Linked DNA regions of Homo sapiens: region 1 is linked to region 2. A link is a loop called in an ENCODE intact Hi-C map of the cell type or tissue named here. Cell type or tissue: PC-3. All regions are shown on one strand. Each heading gives the region's core, and the rest is flanking DNA. Links, peaks and the distances in the headings are about the cores only. Region 1 holds the start of LINC02346 (long intergenic non-protein coding RNA 2346). Region 2 holds the start of MIR4715 (microRNA 4715).

Region 1 (8,338 bases), core at 89-8,088, 54 kb before region 2:
TATATCTCATCGCTATTGTTTTAATCTTGCTATTGGCACTCTTAAAAGACAGATTCGATAATTTATTTCTCAATGTTTTTTGTAATATTCCTCAAATTGCATGTTAACATTTATTTATGTATAAAAATTGTCTATTTTTTTTAACAGAAATTGACTAAGATGTGACAGATGGTTTGACTTTTCAGTGCAACATCTATAAAAGCTAACATGGGATGGATGTGATGCAGAACTGTACCGCCTTCTAACAGCAAGCAATGTTCATCCATGGATACATGAATTAATTGGGAAAGAATTCTCATCTGTTTCATTAAGTGATGCATTCCCAAAACAATTTTAATAATTTTAATAATGATTTTAATGCATTTGTTGTTTTGATCAGTTTATATATATATTATGTGACAGAGAGGTATGACAGAATAATCAATAAAAGACATCAAGAAAAAATCAATATTACAATAAAATTGTGTGGAAAAGTAGAAAAAATAAACATAGAAGGAAAAACAATTTACAGTTGTCAAAGGTTTTGTTTGTGTACTTTTTTTAAGGATGATAGTGTATTTCATATTACTAGAGCACTTATATTATATTGTATACATTTAGGGCATATACATTTACTATGTATGTAGAACATATATTAATATATGTGTTTTATATATATATACACACACATACACATACACACACAGACAGTAATATTGTTTCCAGTTTTCACTTTTAACAAAATTGAATCAAGTAGTCAGATTGAAAATAATTTGTAATGATGGATTATTACATAATTTGGGGCATATAACTCCAAACACACCTAAAGTATTGAATATCGTCATAACATATACGTTATATATACACACACAATTCATACAGTATATGTTATATATACATATATAGCTATATACATATATCACATATTGTGGTAACACATAATCTGTGTGTCTGTGTATATATATATAAAACATATACTGTATTAACGTATTCTATATGTATATATATTGTGTGTATATAAATATATATATAGTTAAAGGTCAATGTTTCCGATATACCAAAATTACATTCTTTTCAGATATTTAAACTTGGGGTGAAACATGTCAACAGCCATCTTTGCAATGTGCAAAAAGGTATACAGTTTTTCAGTGTACTTTTAGGAATTTGCGAGAAAAAGTTTGGAGAGCATTACTGTAACTATGGTGTTTAATTTGAATGGGCATGTTTTTCTGACATACAGAGGTGTACATCTTCTCTATGGTTGAATCCCATGTTTCTTTGTGCCATTACTTTTGCTGCCTTCATGCTTAGCTAGTTCTTCCTCATTCAGTTCTATCTTCTAGGGGTTTTAGTAGCTCCTTGGGAGTGTATTTTAACAGAACAATCTCTGACGTCTCTCACTGATCCCGTTTCCTAGTAACATCAGCACTTACCTTTCTGAGACATTTCTCAATGTCTTCCCACCACAGGCTGCAAGCCTTTGTCCTCTCACTCCTTAAGAGAGTGTCCTGTGACTGTATACCATCTAGCATATTTTTAAGTTGATATTTAACATTTTTATCATACATTGAAATAGTTTCAGCATATGGCATATGTTGACATTACAAAAATTACATGCTCTTTTAAATGTGTCCAGTGGAATCTAAACAGCCTGAAAATTATATACCCACCATCCCCCAAATTTAAAAATGTGTGAACATGGCTGGGCGTGGTGGCGCACGCTGGTTATCCCAGCACTCTGAGAGGCCGAGGTAGGAGGATTGCTTGAGCCCAGGGGCTCCAGAACAACCTCAGCAACACAGCAAGACCTTGTCTCTACAAAATTTGTTTTTTAATTAGCTGAGCATGGCAGAAGGTGCCTGTAGTCTTAGCTACTCAGGAGGCTGCGGTAGGAGGATCACTTGAGCCCAGGAGGTCAAGGAAGCAGTGAGCTGAGATCACATCACTGCACTCCAGCCTGGGTCATAGAGTGAGACCCTGTCTCAAAAAAAAAAAAATGTGTGTGAACAATCTCCTCCTTAAGTATCCATTTTTTCTACTGCAACTCCTGTTTTCATTCCTCTTCCTCCACAGAATTTTATTATAACAATTTCTTATGCTTAAAACTCTTCTGTTCATCACACTATCAGGTTTCTTGCTACAAAAGCTATGTATAAAAACTTACAATTTTAATTTTCTTCAACATGTCTCTAAATGTTAAATAACTTTTTCCAGTTATTGTAAATGATGTATTCCAGTTATCATGGTTATTAACACTCAATTCATGAAGGTAAAATGACTACATTATAACTTGATAATTATTAATAGTGAAAATATACACTTATCAGAAACACATCTTATAACGAGATAAATGGTACTAAAACTGTTTTCAAATTACTTTATGTATCCATGGATGAATATTACTTATCGGTGGCATGACACATGATTCGGTATCAGTTGGATTCCTATTTTTTATATATGTAAGCATGGCGAAAAACGTTTTTACATGAGTAAATACATCTGAATGGAAAGTGTTTTGTTGTAAAGATTCCACTCCTTCTAAGTTATGTGCTGAAAATTACATGAAGATTGATCATAAAAAAATTTTTTTGAGATAGTCTTGCTTTGTCACCCAGGCTAGAGTGTAGTGGTACAATCATGGCTCACTGCAGCCTCAAACTCCTAAACTCAAGGGGTCCTCCCACCTCAGCCTCCTGAGTAGCCAGGATCACAGATGTGTGCCACCACGCCCGTTAATTTTTATTTTTAGTAGACGCGGGGTCTCACTATGTTGCCCAGGTTGGTCTTGAAATCCTGGGCTCAACCAGTCCTCCCACCTCAACCTCTCAAAGTGCTGGGATTACAGGCATGAGCCACTGCACCCGGCCTAAAAATTACTTTTAATGATCTAATCCATCAGTTTATAAATTGACTAGATCCTCTTTCAGTTCATGGAAAGCAAAGAACTAGAACAATCTGACTTGCCAGAAGATTAGTAACACAGCCATTAGTCACTCACTTTCTCACACTTTCCCAACACTGCAAATATCCTCTGGTGGGTGGGCTGTGGCCATGGCCAGGGAGGCCTTCCTCCTCTGGGCTGATGCAACATTGCCCTGGGTGGAAAGATCTGCTTGGGGAGGGAGCTGGGTGCTGTGGAGGAAGGCGGGGAAGAACTGCATCTCCATCAGGGCCTGCCCATGAAGATGGTGTTAGGTTCTGGAACACAGCTTGCTTAACACTGCCTGTGCCCTTGCAAACTTTGTGTCTTGCTGGGGCTTGTAGATCCCAGTTTGCAAATGGTGGCATTGTGTAAATCCCAACTCCCTCAGGCAAGGGCAAAAACACATCACCTCAAACTGTGTTTTGTGCTTTTTTTTTGGCAGGGGGACTAACGTTTTATAATTTATTTATTCATATATTTAGCAAACTGTTATGGAGGCTCCTGTACCACCTGACCCACCCTTCAGCTGAGAGCCCCACTCATGCTGGGTACCCAGGAAACTGCAGGCCTGGCCTGGAAGCTCAGCAGCTGAGTGGCACATTGCAGGGGATGAAAAGCCAGGAGGATAAGGCGGCCTGGGGGGACCCTGAGGGCAAGAACTATGAGATGTCCTCCAGGCGAGAGAGGAAGAAAGCCACTGCGGGGAGGATCGGCCTGGAACCCAGACTGACAGCTCTTCCTTTCCAAACACAGCCCCCAAGAGATGGAGAACCCAGATGGCCCCATTTCCAGACAAACAAATGCCACTGTTTTTGTTCTTTCACAAATCTGGTTCCCTTGACAATTAAAACCAAGTCATAGCTGGGTACAGTGGTGTGTGCCTCTAGTTCTAGCTACCCGGGATGCTGAGGTGGGAGGATCACTTGAGGCCAGAAGTTCAAGACCAGCCTGGGCAACATACTGAGACCCCCATGTCTATAAGAAAGAATAAAATTAGGTTATAGATCATATTTTAATAAACTTGTTTTCAGCACAATGTCTAATTTTAAAAATAAAAATGTGCTCTTAGTAGTCAGACTTGGACTATTGCTGTTGTTTAAAAAAATACACACACCTTTTTCTCAAAAAGAGATGATTCTGAAAGTTTTCCAGCAGGAAACATCTCTAATGTAACTGGAGTTAATGAATGATGACTTAGGTAAAAGACACTTTCTATCCATGCTGCCATGCCAGCCTCCTGGTCCGCCAGGGAGAGCTGTGGCCTGCAGCCCAGGGGTCATGAGGGTGAGCTGGCCCAGGAGGACCACGTGGAATGCTTCACAAGATTGCCTCAGATGGAAGGGCATGGTATAGAAGGCAAATCAGAGGAGGAGTGACATTTTCTGTGGTTATAAGGAAGACAGGTGAGGCCGAGAGCTTGAAGAAGGGCTTGCAGCTGTCCTGACATTAAAAGGCTTGTTCATTATGGGGGTCATGAAGCTGTTTCTCATCTTGCTTGGGCTCTTTGTGGAGGACAGATGTGACACCCTCACATCCTTGAGGCTGGCGTCTCAGATTTTTTGGTGGCGAGTCCCTGAGGCCCACTCGAGTGAGCCAAAGGCAGGAGCCCATGGGATACTTGGCCAGGACCCACATCCCTGGAACCTGGGCTGTGTGGGGCCCTAGACTAAGATCTCTCCTCGACCAACTGCCAGCCAGGCTCCTCTGAGTCCTCTTCTCAACAATACCTCCACGCTGGCCTATAAAGACTTCAGCTAACACTAACATGGCATCTAGCAACTCATGGCCACATCCCTAGGATGACACCAGCCCCCCTTATAGTCCCTACCTCAGGAAACTCAAGACCGCCAAAAAATACCCTGTTCCAGCCAATCCCTGCAGCTACGGCCCCTGTCTCCCGGCCTCTGTGGGACATCAGGAGCTAACTTCGACCAGAGCCAGTTAGCAGCCCAGTGGGGCCGGCCCCTCCTTCCTGGGCTTTGCAATTTCTCACTTCCTGACTCCAGCAAGCCTTCCCTCACCCCTCCCTCCTCCCTTGGAAAAATCCACTCACCTCTGTACACATCCAAGCTGACTTCAGTTCACACTGTAACCTCTTCCCCACTGCAACGGTTATTACTGTGAAAAATCTCTCCTGACCCTCTCACTACTGCCTGGCTTTGTTTGTCTTTGACACTCTGGGTTCAGGTAGGACAGGGTGTGCCCGGCCACAGCCCCCTCAGTAACTCCAGGCTGGCCCACTTCCTGCCGTGTGTGAGGTTTTGGAGTGGCAAGTTTGTTCTGCTTTGTTTCATGGTTTTCAGTCCCTCCCAATATCCCCTGGCCTGTGGTCACCACAGTCAGCCCAGGCCAGCAACTGACCCAGGCTGGAGGTTAACACCACGGAGCTGCCCACACGTGTGTGCCCGAGTCCCTGCCCATGCCTCAGCAATGGTCACAGGCTTCTCACCTCCATTCAGCCCCCCTATTTGGGGCCCTACCTTTAGCCAGCTAGCCAAGTGCTCATTGTAACCCAGTATTTGTATTCATTCACCATAGAAAATTTGTCAAATGGGTAATGCATTTCTTTTTACCCGCCTCTTAGTGACTGGGCTTATGATCAGAATCAAGTGCTATTTTGTGGCCACTGGCCCCTCATTGGCCCCTTCCTCAAACCCATGCTGGATCTGGAGTGAAATGCCCTCAGGTTGACCCCTGCTCGGAGCCCAGGCCAGGTGAGACCGGCTGGTGGGTGCACTTGGAGATCACACCCCAGCTGCTCAAGGGACACTTTGAGCTAGAGCAACATGCATCAGTGTGCACAGAGCCCTTCCTGTGCACCCGCACTGCAACTAGAGCTTTCTAAGAATTGTCTCACTCCATCCCCAAGAATTGTGTGGCTGGGGGGATATGCTCACCCACATTTTGCAGATGGCAGAGAGTCTTGCAGAGCTGCCAGCGTTCCTGAGGCTCACACAGCCAGCCATGTTGGGGCGGATGCTCCGGCCTCTCGTCTGGCTCCAGAGCGAGGCAGCGCCTTGCAGCACATTCCCAACAATTTCCTCATTGGGAGGCTTCCTAGGAAACCAGCCTCCCTGCATATGTGGACACTGCGATGCATCAGCCCTATGCCTGCTTCCTCCCAAGCTGAAGGCACCCACTCATGAACCGCCCTTGATATGCCAGGGCATCTTACGCTGCACTGGGTTCCTATTTATGTGTAACCACATTTCACTACCTAAACAATGCCTGTTTATTATCTCATGGTTCTGGTAGATCAGGACTGTAGACAGCCTTGAGCCGAGTCCTCTGCTGAGAGTCTCCCAGGCTGAAATCCAGGCATCAGCACAGGCTGCAGGCTCATCTGAGGCTGGGGATCCTCTTCCAGCTCACTGGTGCTTGGCAGGATCCAGCTGGGCTGTAACACTGAGGTCTGTATATTCTTGCTGGCTGTCAGCCAGGGGTCACTCCAAGCTCCTAGAGGCCACTCTCACATTTGGAGAGTGTCAATCAAAATATGACTGGGCAGCGGCTCACACCTGTTCTCCCGGTACTCATAGAGGCAGAGGCAGGAGGATCGCTTGAGCCAGGAATTCCGGACTTGCTTGGGTGGCATAGGGAGACTGTCTCTACAAAAGGAAAAAAAAAAAAAAAAGAGCAAAATATGGCAGCTGACTTCCTCAAGGCCAGAAGGAGGATGTCTATTGCTGCCTCTTGTCTCCTTTAAGGGATCACCCGATTAGGTCAAGCCCACTCAGGATAATCTCCTTTTTATTGACTCAAAGTGAACTGATCAGGGACCTTCACTACATTTGCAAAGTCCCTTTTTGCCTGTTCACACTGAAACCCTGTTGTCTTCACAGGAGTATCCCACACTCAAGGGGAGATGCTATTCAGAGTATGTACATGAGGGTGGGGACTTTGGGAACCATGTTACAACTCAGCCTACCGCACTCCCCATTATCAAATTCTCCCAGTCCCTCTTCCTGAGGCCAAACCTAATGCTGGAATTCCTCACCCCTCCCTGGACCTCAGAATAGTGAACTTCACTCTCACTTAAAAACAAGGACAACTAAATGACAGACCTGGTATTGTAGAAACTCAGGAGACTGTATTGCCTTCATGCACCAACTGGTGACAGGAATACGTGGATCTGTGAGTCAAAAGGGTACACTCCACTTAGACTCATGGAGGACGGGCACCTTCTCCCCACCCAGGCCCAGCTCCACATCGTTCTCACACTGTCACTGTCAGACTGACCTCTGCCCATTCAAAGCATTGCACATAAGCTTGGGCATAGCTTGCTTGCTTGTGAGGACTGAAGTTTGTCCAGACAGATGAGGCTTTGCTCAACACCTTGGCTCCAACCATGTCACATGGATCCTCCTCCACATTCAGCATTGCAGATTGGCTGAATTCCAAATGCCTCACAACTAGGGCAAAGGAAAGGCAGGCCTTCTGAGACAGAAGGGAGACAGTGAGTTATCACAGGGCAGCTCACGTAATAGGTATGAGCCATCCATGAGAGTGGTTGCCCACTCCTAGAGAACAGAGGGAAACGGTGAACAAGACCGGACTCCCAACTTGCACTATTCAACAAGAACCCACGAGAACTGTGCCGCGCTTAATTGAGTATTCCTGCCTCCCCGGCAGCCATCAGCTAGCATGCAACTTTAATCTGTCCTATTAACTGATGTCTGCATGTGGTGAAGGAAGAAATTCACATGGTTCAGAAGGGCCATCAGTGAAATCACAGGCCTTCTCACTCCACTGAGGTAACCACTGTCCGTAGCTTCTGGCTCCAGTTCTTCTGTGAGTTTCCATTTATGTCTTTTTCAAGTAAGTCCTGAGAGATTTCCCCAGCTTTAGCTTCCAGATTTGCAACTTGGTGTTCAGCCATTTCCAATTTATTATCCTGCTCTAACCTTTGGCTCATGTTTCATTTATCATGTTTCAAAATTCCAAGAACACATTATATTTCTCTAAAACTCCTTTTACACAGCAGTCCATTGTCATTTTAAGGCTGTATCTTCCTGTAGTGTGTGTGTGTGCGTGTGGTGTGTGCGTGTGTGTGTGTGTATACACAGTCACTTGTCACTTAACAACAGGGATACACTCTGAGAAATGCTCATTAAGTGATTCTGTCATCCTGCAAACTTCATAGATAAACCTGGATGGCATAGCATCCAACACCCCTAGGCTGTATGGGACGGCCTATTGCTCCTAGGCTACAAACCTATACAGCATGTTACTGTACTGAATACTGTAGGCAGTTATAACACAATGGTAAGTATTTGTCTATCCAAACATATCTAAACATAGAAAAGATACAGTAAAAATGTAGTGTAAAAGATGAAGAATGGGACACCCGGATAAGACAATTACCATGAATGGGGCTTGCAGGACAGGGAGTTACTCTGGATGAGTCAGTGAGTGAGTGGTGAGTGAATGTGAAGA
Region 2 (8,298 bases), core at 1-8,000:
ATAACTTTTCTAAAAAATATATTATTATGAATTTGTGGATTTAAATATAATTTATTGATTTTAGTTCATTGCAGTTATTACTGTAATTGATTTCTTTGGTCAGTAGGAACCAATCAAGTTGTCTCCTGAGTCTTTTTTTTTTTTTCTTTTTTTTTCTGAGACAGGGTCTAACTCTGTTGCCCAGGCCGGAGCGCACTGGTGCAATCATAGCTCATTGGAACCACAAGTGGTCTTGTTTTTGGTTGTTTTGTTTTGTTTTGTTTTAGCTGATTCTTTTGGATTCCACCAGGTCTTGCCATTTTTAATGCAGTTCTTCTGTACCTTTCAGTGGCCTTTGAAGCCCCACCTGCCTGTTCCTGGGTGCTATGCCATGGCCTGCATGGTGCTCATTTAATGGTCATTCATTGTGGTGATTGTCAATTCTCAGGTTCCATCCTTCCTGCAAGTAAGGGGTCAGGGGTCTCATCTGGGGGGGAGTACTTCCTTCCCGACGTGTTGGTAGACATTTAACAATCACAGTGACTGGCAGTGTCCCTGGCACTGGTACTCACAACCGGGGTTACTGGCTGACATGTGATGGCCCCACCTGCCCAGGAAGGTCCTGCCCCATTGACTACCCTTTCCCAAAGGCCAGTCAGGCCTTCACTGAGAAGCATGTTTGGAAGAACCTTTTAAAGACAGGGCTTCCCCACGTTTTGGGAAGGTTGAAAAGGGGCTGGGTGACTGTTAGACTCCTGCTGGTCACAACATGGTGCTTCAGCTTCTTGTTGAACTCCTGCAGCAGGGGAGCCCACTGTGCACATTTGTACAAGACTCACCTTGCCATATTTAGCACACTGACAGAACTTACAGGAAGCATGAAGAGCTATTTTGATTTCTGCTTTTTTAGAAGACTCTTAGCCTGACTTTCTATGTTTACTTGTTTTGCATTTTCCCGGAGTGCAGTTTGTATGAATTACCCTGCACATACCTTGTGGTTATTTTTCCACTGGGGATACTGTATTTTGGAACATTTTGCCTACCAAACTATTTTTATTAGGCAATTAAGAATTTTTGTCCTCATTTTAAGTTAGAGACAATTAAAACGCCCTTGTAGGGGCTAGAGGAAAACTTCTCCTTTGCCCTCTGAAAGTTTGCTGGAAATCAACTGACAAAGGGCAGATTAACAGGAGAAAAGGCAAGCACATTTATTAACATGCATAGCACAGAAGAACTGTGGGAGAATGATTGCCCAATCTCAGTGGAGTACGCAGGGTTATATACCCTCCTTCTCAAGGGAAAGGGAGATGGGAAGTGGGGATGATTGTACAGGGGTAGTAAATGAGTTTTAGGGGAATTCACTGTGCTTGAAGAACACACCATAGTCTGGGCCACAGTCTTTGAGGCCTGCATAACAGACAGTGGTTTGTGACAAAAGCCTGTCCAGCTGTGTTGACAGACTTCAGTTTTTCTTCCCACAATATGAATTCAGTTAATAAAAACCTGTTTTCCTCTTTGGAGTGTCTGGATTTTAGGTTTAGGGAGAGAAGGGAACTTCGGAGGAGTTCATCTTGGGCTTTGGGTGAGACAGAGGATTGAGAGGTGAGGTTGGGGGGCGGTTAGAGAGACGCTGAGGGTTCTACAGTTCAGCGCATCAAAGTGCCATATTTTGCGATATTGGTTCCTGAGCCCCAACACCCTCAATGAGGTCAGACCCTTGCCAGCAGTTAGATGCTAGGCAGAATGCATTTCTCTTCATCCCAGTGTTCTTATTTAAATTGGAGGGAAGATGGCATTCAATAGGAGGGAGTATAACATTACTTTGGAGGGAGGATGGCATTTAACAGGAGGGAGGATGGCATTCAATAGGAGGGAGGATGGCACTTAACAGGAGGGAGGATAGAGGGAGGATGGCATCAAATTGGAGAGAGGATAACATTAAATTGGAAGGAGGGTGGCATTCAATAGGAGGGAGGATGGCATTAAATTGGAGGGAGGGGAAGAGAGAAGATAGCAGCTTCTGGTGTGCTGTGAGGAATACATGAAATAATGCAGAGAGGGTGGGCTACAGTGCCAGGCAGGCAGGCAGGTAAGAATTTGAAAAGTTTAGTTGCAACTCATTAGTATTCCTGTTACAACTGCTGTCATTATTGCTATTAAGATCTTTTGATCAAAATAAACTTCCTCAGTTTTTTTAAATTTCTAAAACAGTTTTATTTTTAGAGATGAGGTCTTGCAGTGTCGCCCATGCTGGTCTCGAACTCCTGGCCTCAAGCAATCATCCCACCTCAGCTCCCAAAATACTGAGACCGCACCTGGCCTGTCCACATTGCTAAGACACTGAATTGTGCCTCCAAGCCCAAAGAATTTTAGGTGTCATTTAGCTGTATACTTGTACCATGAGGAAATGGACAGCTTTTGGAAAGAATTTTGAAATATTGGGAATAGATCCGATCCCCACTGAGAATTTTGAGGACCACTAAGGATCCAGAGATACCCTCTGTTGGCTCAAATGTCTTCTGAAAAATGTACCTCACTAGAAGAAGCATTCTGGGGAAATGGTAACATGAAAGCATTCTTTGTTTAAATGGCAATGTGGCGTATATTGTAAATGAAATTGGATTTGGTAATAACCTTTTAGGGGGAAGGTTTGTTTTGAAAACATAAAATGAAGTAAATTCATTGGCCCATTTAACGATGTCTTTGATTGATTTTTGCTTATCAACAGTTATAACAATAATAATTAAAAAAAAAAACCTAAAGTAAGTCTTGGTTTTCAAAAGGAAACTCAACCTAGGCCACGAATGGAGAGCCTTGGAACAGAGCCCTCCATGCAAGTCTTCTCAGAAAGGTGCTTAGTAGGTGCTTTGGAGGCCCGTGAGCTCTTGCATAGTAGGGAACTTTAGATCCGCTCAGAGACCTGCCTTATTTCTGTTTCAGCATCAGATCTGCCTGTTGTATAGTAATCTAGGACTTTTCTAGAAAGGTCCTGGGGTGCGAACGGACCTCAGCGTGGGCCAGGCCAGACTTGACAAGGCTCCCTCCCCAAGTTCGGCGGAGTCCCCGAGATCCCCACTCACCCCTCCCCAGCCTCTGTTTGCTTTGCTTCCCCCAAGAAGTGATGTCTGGCATGGAAACCACTGCTTCTAAAAGAATCCAGTACACGAGGGGTTAACGAAATGGCAGGAAACCCAGGCTGTCACCGCACATTTGAACTGAGTCATTTGTAGAGTTTAAAGCATTTCACTACTTTTATGTCCTGCCTTTTGTTTTTGTATACTTCTAATAACAGTTTAAAAAGTCAGGGGCAGGAAAGGTAAATGTAAGTTCCAAGTTCCATCCTTTGTTCAGATGTGATCTTTGGGCCCTTAGGTGCTCTGTGCAGGAGGGGAGGTGAGCGCGGCCAGGTCTTGGGGGGTGGTGGGCGTGGTCTCGCCCTGCCCGGGCCGCGGAGTGAGTCACCGGGGCTGGGGGGGGAGGGAGGGAGGGAGAATGGAGCAGCGCTGGGTCCGCTGCCGCCGGACGCTCTACACAGTTCCAGTTCTCCAAAACTGGCCGCGTAGAATGGCGCCTGGGGACTCGCCTCGCCTGTGGGCTGGCCCCCAGGGTGTGGCCACATCCCTTTTTCTGGGCCTTTCCCTTCAGGGCTCGGCTGAGGCGGTACCAGACACAGCCGGGGCCTCTCCTGTTGCTTTTTGCCAAGTTGGAAATCAGTTTTGTTCCCCGTACAAAACGCATCCACGCTGTCTGTCTCGGTCATCTCCAGTGCTGCACCTTGGCCCAGGAGCATGGTTGACTCAGAAAACCGAGAGCATTGTGAGAGGAAAGACGAGGCAGGGAGAGAGCGAGCTGGGGAGGCCCCTGTTCCTGCTGGGTGCTCCCCACTGACTCTCTCTCTCTGAACAAGCCAACCATTTTTGAACATAAGTCAAAGCGATATTTTCCAGAATGTCTCATACACATAATGGGCTACAATTGTTCACCTCCACTGAACAGTTTCAAAATATACGTGGCATGTAATTATTTTCTCAAAAAGGGTAATCTTATCGACCTGCGTGATTTAATTATATTTAGTTATGTATGTCTTGTCCCTCATAATTAATTGGTAGAAACCTAGGTAATGGCATTTCATAGTGCCATCGTGTCATTGTCATTATTTTATTTATTCGTGTTGCCAGGACAGACTTTAGTCAAATCAGATGTGTGTGTCTTTTTTAACTCTCATTGTGACTTGCATTGTAATATTTTCCATGTACACATTTATTTTTTTTTTTGGAAAGAAAATCATTGCTTTTAAGCAGGATGGAAAGTTTGATTCATTCCATAGAAATCTGGCTGCTGCCTGTGGTCTTTCACATCCATGGGGAGCATGTCTGGGGGCCAGGAGGCCATGCTGACAGAGACCCTCAGGTTCTCTCTGGCATGGAGGTGAGAGCCAGAGTTGAGCTCAGTCCTGCAGCTGCGCCGTGCTCCTCCTTGATCACGGTTAAATTCCTCCGTTTCTGGTCTTTTCTCTTTTTCTCCTTTCAGTTTCCTATCCTGTGTTAATTCCTCTGTAAAGCGTCTGGCCAGACTTAATGGGAATTCCTTCATAATGCGCCCTTGGGACTTGGAGAAGGCGTAGAAGGAGGGAGGGTGGTGTCTGTAATTCTTGGCTCTGTTCCCAACTACTGCATGCAGTGACATCTAAACTCAGTTCCTGCTTATTCAGTCCTGTACTAAGGATGTCTTTTTATTTTCTCTTGTCTGGTGCTTTGACATCTGGAGCCTTGCTGCCTCCGGAGGGACAGGCCCTCCCAGGGCTAGATAATTCCTAGAGATAGCAAACAGCATTGCTGCAGCATGCCTTACGTGTGCAAGCCACCCAATCCAACGTCCACACCCTCGGCCCCCTCTGTGTTTCATCCACTGTGCACCTGCTCTCATCACCCCAGGTCCAGCCACCAAGCAGCTAGGGACAGCCCTTTGTCCCAGGGTCCACCGAGGTTATTCAAACTAATGGATTCTAAACCTGCTTACCCCGCCTCTCCTGTTCTTTCCCATGGAAGGCACAGAAAAGACTCTCCCTCCTCTCACCAAGGTCTCTGCCTCCTAGGACGCTGGTCTCCCCTATGTTCCCCCTCCCACAGCGGTAGGTGTGGCGAGCTCCTTCTCTGGAGGACTCTGAGTAACAAATCCTCTTTTCAATGGCAGTCCTCTCCTGACCTGTCAGCCCCATAGTGCTTGAATAATAATAGAACTTAAATTGTAAAACATCCCTGGAGCTACTGCCCTCCCTTAGGTCCCATGAGAAAGGGGAATGAAAGTTGGCTGCAGTTAAGGTGGCTAATCAGCTGATGGTGCCACCTTAACTGCAGCCAATTCTAATTCCCCTTTCTCTTGGAAAAAGATGGGGAGATTATTCTGGAGTGAATTGTGGGCCCAGTGTAATCACAAGTCTGTAAAAGTGGAAGAAAAGCGGGCAGAGAGATCCGATATGAATACTACTTAATTTGCCATTGTTGGCTTTGAAAGTGGAGGACCTAGAGTCAAGGAGTGTGGGCGGCCTCTAGGAGCTGGAAAAGGCAAGGAAACATTCTCTCCCGCCGCCCTGCCGAAACCATCGTTTTGACCCAGTAAGATCCATGTCAGATTGACCTCCAGAATTGTGAAATGACAGATTTGTTTAGCCGGTGCAGTGGCACAAGCCTGTAGTCCCAGGTCCTCAGGAGGCTGAGGCAGGAGGATCACTTGAGACCAGGAGACTGGGGTTGCACTGGGCTGTGATTATGCTACTGCACTCCAGCCTGGGCAAGACCCCATCTCTATAAAATGAAATAAATAAAATAAAACTCCCCAAATTTGTGTTACTTCAAGCCACCAAGTTGTCATAATTTGTTGCCGCAGCGGGAAGCTAATACATGTGTTCATTGCAGAGTTTAACAAACAGATACCATGTTTATTTTTTTGTTTGTTTTGCATCCTCATTTTACAGATGATTAAAAAAAAAAAACACTTTTTAGAGGCCAGGTCTTGCTGTGTTGCCAGGCTGGTCTTGAACTTCTGGGCCTCACACAGTCCTGCCTCAGCCTCCCAAGTAGCTGGAAATACAGGCTCTATCTGCCATGCCTGGCAGAAACCACCTTCTTAACTACAGCTTTTTGTGTGTTAATATTGATTAAGATGATTTCCGTTAAAAAATGGCTGTAGGCCAGGTGTGGTGGCTCACATCTGTAATCCCAGCACTTTGGGAGGCCAAGGTGGGTGGATTGCTTGAGCTCAGGAGTTGGATACCAGCCTGGAAAACATGGCAAAACCTCATCCCTACAAAAAATACGAAAAATTAGCTGGGCATGGTGGTGCATGCCTGTAGTCCCAGCTGCTTGCGGGGCTGAGATTGTTTGAGCACAGAAGGTTAAGAGTGCTGTGAGACGTGATTATGATTGCACTACTGCACTCCAGCCCAGGTGACAGAGTGAGACTCTATCTCAAAAAAAAAAAAAAAAAAAAAAAAAAAAAAAAAAAAAAAAAGGCTGTAGCTGTTTGAATTAGCTAGGAATATATGGAATAGCTCCAAATTGCTTAGTGGGATCATGAAGACCCCGTGACCCGCAAAGATCATGATACGGTGGAAAAAAGGTGCTTTTTAAAATTGTTGTTCAAATACTTAGTGATAAAACTTCACGTATTTCTCTAGCACCATATACTTGCCTGAATTTTTATGAATTTGTATGGTACCATTCTTAGCTAGCTCTGTGAAGAGCTTATAAATTCTTCATTGTTCCTGTGAGGAAATGGGAGCCCAGAGAGGGAGGTTTCAGTCCAAAAGGGGCAGAGCCTGGGAGCAGAACAGGTGGCCCTGGGGCTCTGGGGTCCCAAGAGATGTTACTCAGGGCCACTGGCTGAGTGCCTGCGCGTGCTGCTCAGTCAGAGCCTCCTGTGTCCCTTTGATCTTTGATGTGTGTGGATGAGATCAAGTTGTTTAAATATTTCTGGCTTTTGAGAAAGTGTCTAACACCAGATAGTTATCCTGATAAAAGCCAATACCCAGAATTTAACAAGGATAGCTGACAAAGATGCTCTATGGATGCTTTTTAGAAAAATGTATATGTTATTGATCCTTTTTAGTGTAGCTGGTTCATTACAGCCACAGTCTTCAGATGTTTTTGATCTCACACCTCTATCAGTAAAAAGTGGGCATGTGCACCCAAAGTGGGGGTGTGTGTATTTATTTATAAATTACCGGCATGTAATGCATAAATATCTTATATCTATTGAAACATACAAAATATAAATGAAAATAAAATAAACCACAATTACAAACAAAGGTGGTAGTGTTTTTCTGCACTCCTGTGATGGTGTATGTTTTTGTGTGTGGGCATCACTTTAGGCACCACTACCCAGAACATCTTCCAGGAGCTTTATGTTGTGATGTCATTTTAGATCACTGAAGGAACATTGCACGTGTCAGGCACGTGTCCGGCACATGTCAGGCTAGGTGATTCTCATGCTGTCTCTTTTATCCAGGGATGTTTAGGAAGGCTTGAAGAACGCTCAGCAGTGTGGGACCACCACCATGGTCTACCCTCATGCCCAGGGGTGGCCCTTCTGCGCTGAGCATGTCAGTTCTGAAGGTTGAGGCATGAGGGGTGGGGCGCTCTGACTCCTCCACTTCCTGGAAGTGGACCACGTGCTAACTTGGGGCTTGTCACTGTCACACTGAGCAGCTGAGCTGTGCTCCACTGGCACACACAGCCTTATAACCTTAAGCGTGTTCTATCTTGTGCTTTACTTTTAAAAAATTGTTTTATTATGGTGAAATATACATAACATAAAATTAGCCATTTAACCCTTTTAAGTGTGCAGTTCCGTGGAATTCAATACCTTCACATTGTTGTGAGCATCACCGCCGCCCTCCTCTCCAACACTTTTTATCCTCCCAAACGGAAACTTTGTGCCCGTGAAACACTAACTCCCCCTTCCCCCATGCCCAGCCCCTGGCAACAACCGTTCTGCATTCAGCCTCTACGAAGTGGACTGCCCTGGGTGTCTCACGTGAGCGGAATCACACAGTACTTGTCCTTTAGTGACCGGCTTATTTCACTCAGCATCGTGTCCTCAAGGCTCATCTGTGTTGGAGCATGTGCCAGAGCCTCCTTTCTGAGGCGGACACCATTCCATTGCATGAACCCACCACCACATCTTGTTTATCCATTCATCTGTTAAGGGACCCTTGGGCGCTTCCACCTTTTGGCTGTTGTAAACAGTGCTGCTGTGAACATGGGGGTACCAGTGTCTGTTTGAGTGTCTTGCCTTTTTCGTCCGTGGAGACATTCTGCA

Evidence for each region. A loop is a pair of places that touch in the nucleus more often than their neighbours do. Peaks named below come from ENCODE experiments on the same cell type or tissue, not always from the same donor. Only the 100,000 strongest peaks of a DNase experiment are listed, where the experiment ranks them.
Region 1: a loop joins it to region 2, with 18 times the contacts of the local background. A loop is called at or near these places in 5 of 110 quality-filtered maps.

What each region holds. Positions count from the first base shown.
Region 1 is chr15:25,900,028-25,908,365 of GRCh38, reverse strand. LINC02346 (long intergenic non-protein coding RNA 2346) reads right to left here and starts at 6,006. Exons shown (of 5, transcript NR_040082.1): 1 at 5,800-6,006. In PC-3, for the core only: no CTCF peak of the experiment used is centred there; DNase peaks (open chromatin) are centred at 4,965 and 7,305; H3K27ac peaks cover 2,289 bases.
Region 2 is chr15:25,845,801-25,854,098 of GRCh38, reverse strand. The region is part of intron 1 of ATP10A (ATPase phospholipid transporting 10A (putative)); the gene reads left to right. It overlaps MIR4715 (microRNA 4715), which reads left to right and starts at 5,274; the gene lies at 5,274-5,352. RefSeq lists a silencer at 3,326-3,375 and enhancers at 3,656-3,715, 3,766-3,815, 8,183-8,298. In PC-3, for the core only: no CTCF peak of the experiment used is centred there; a DNase peak (open chromatin) is centred at 3,458; H3K4me3 peaks cover 1,086 bases; H3K27ac peaks cover 1,613 bases.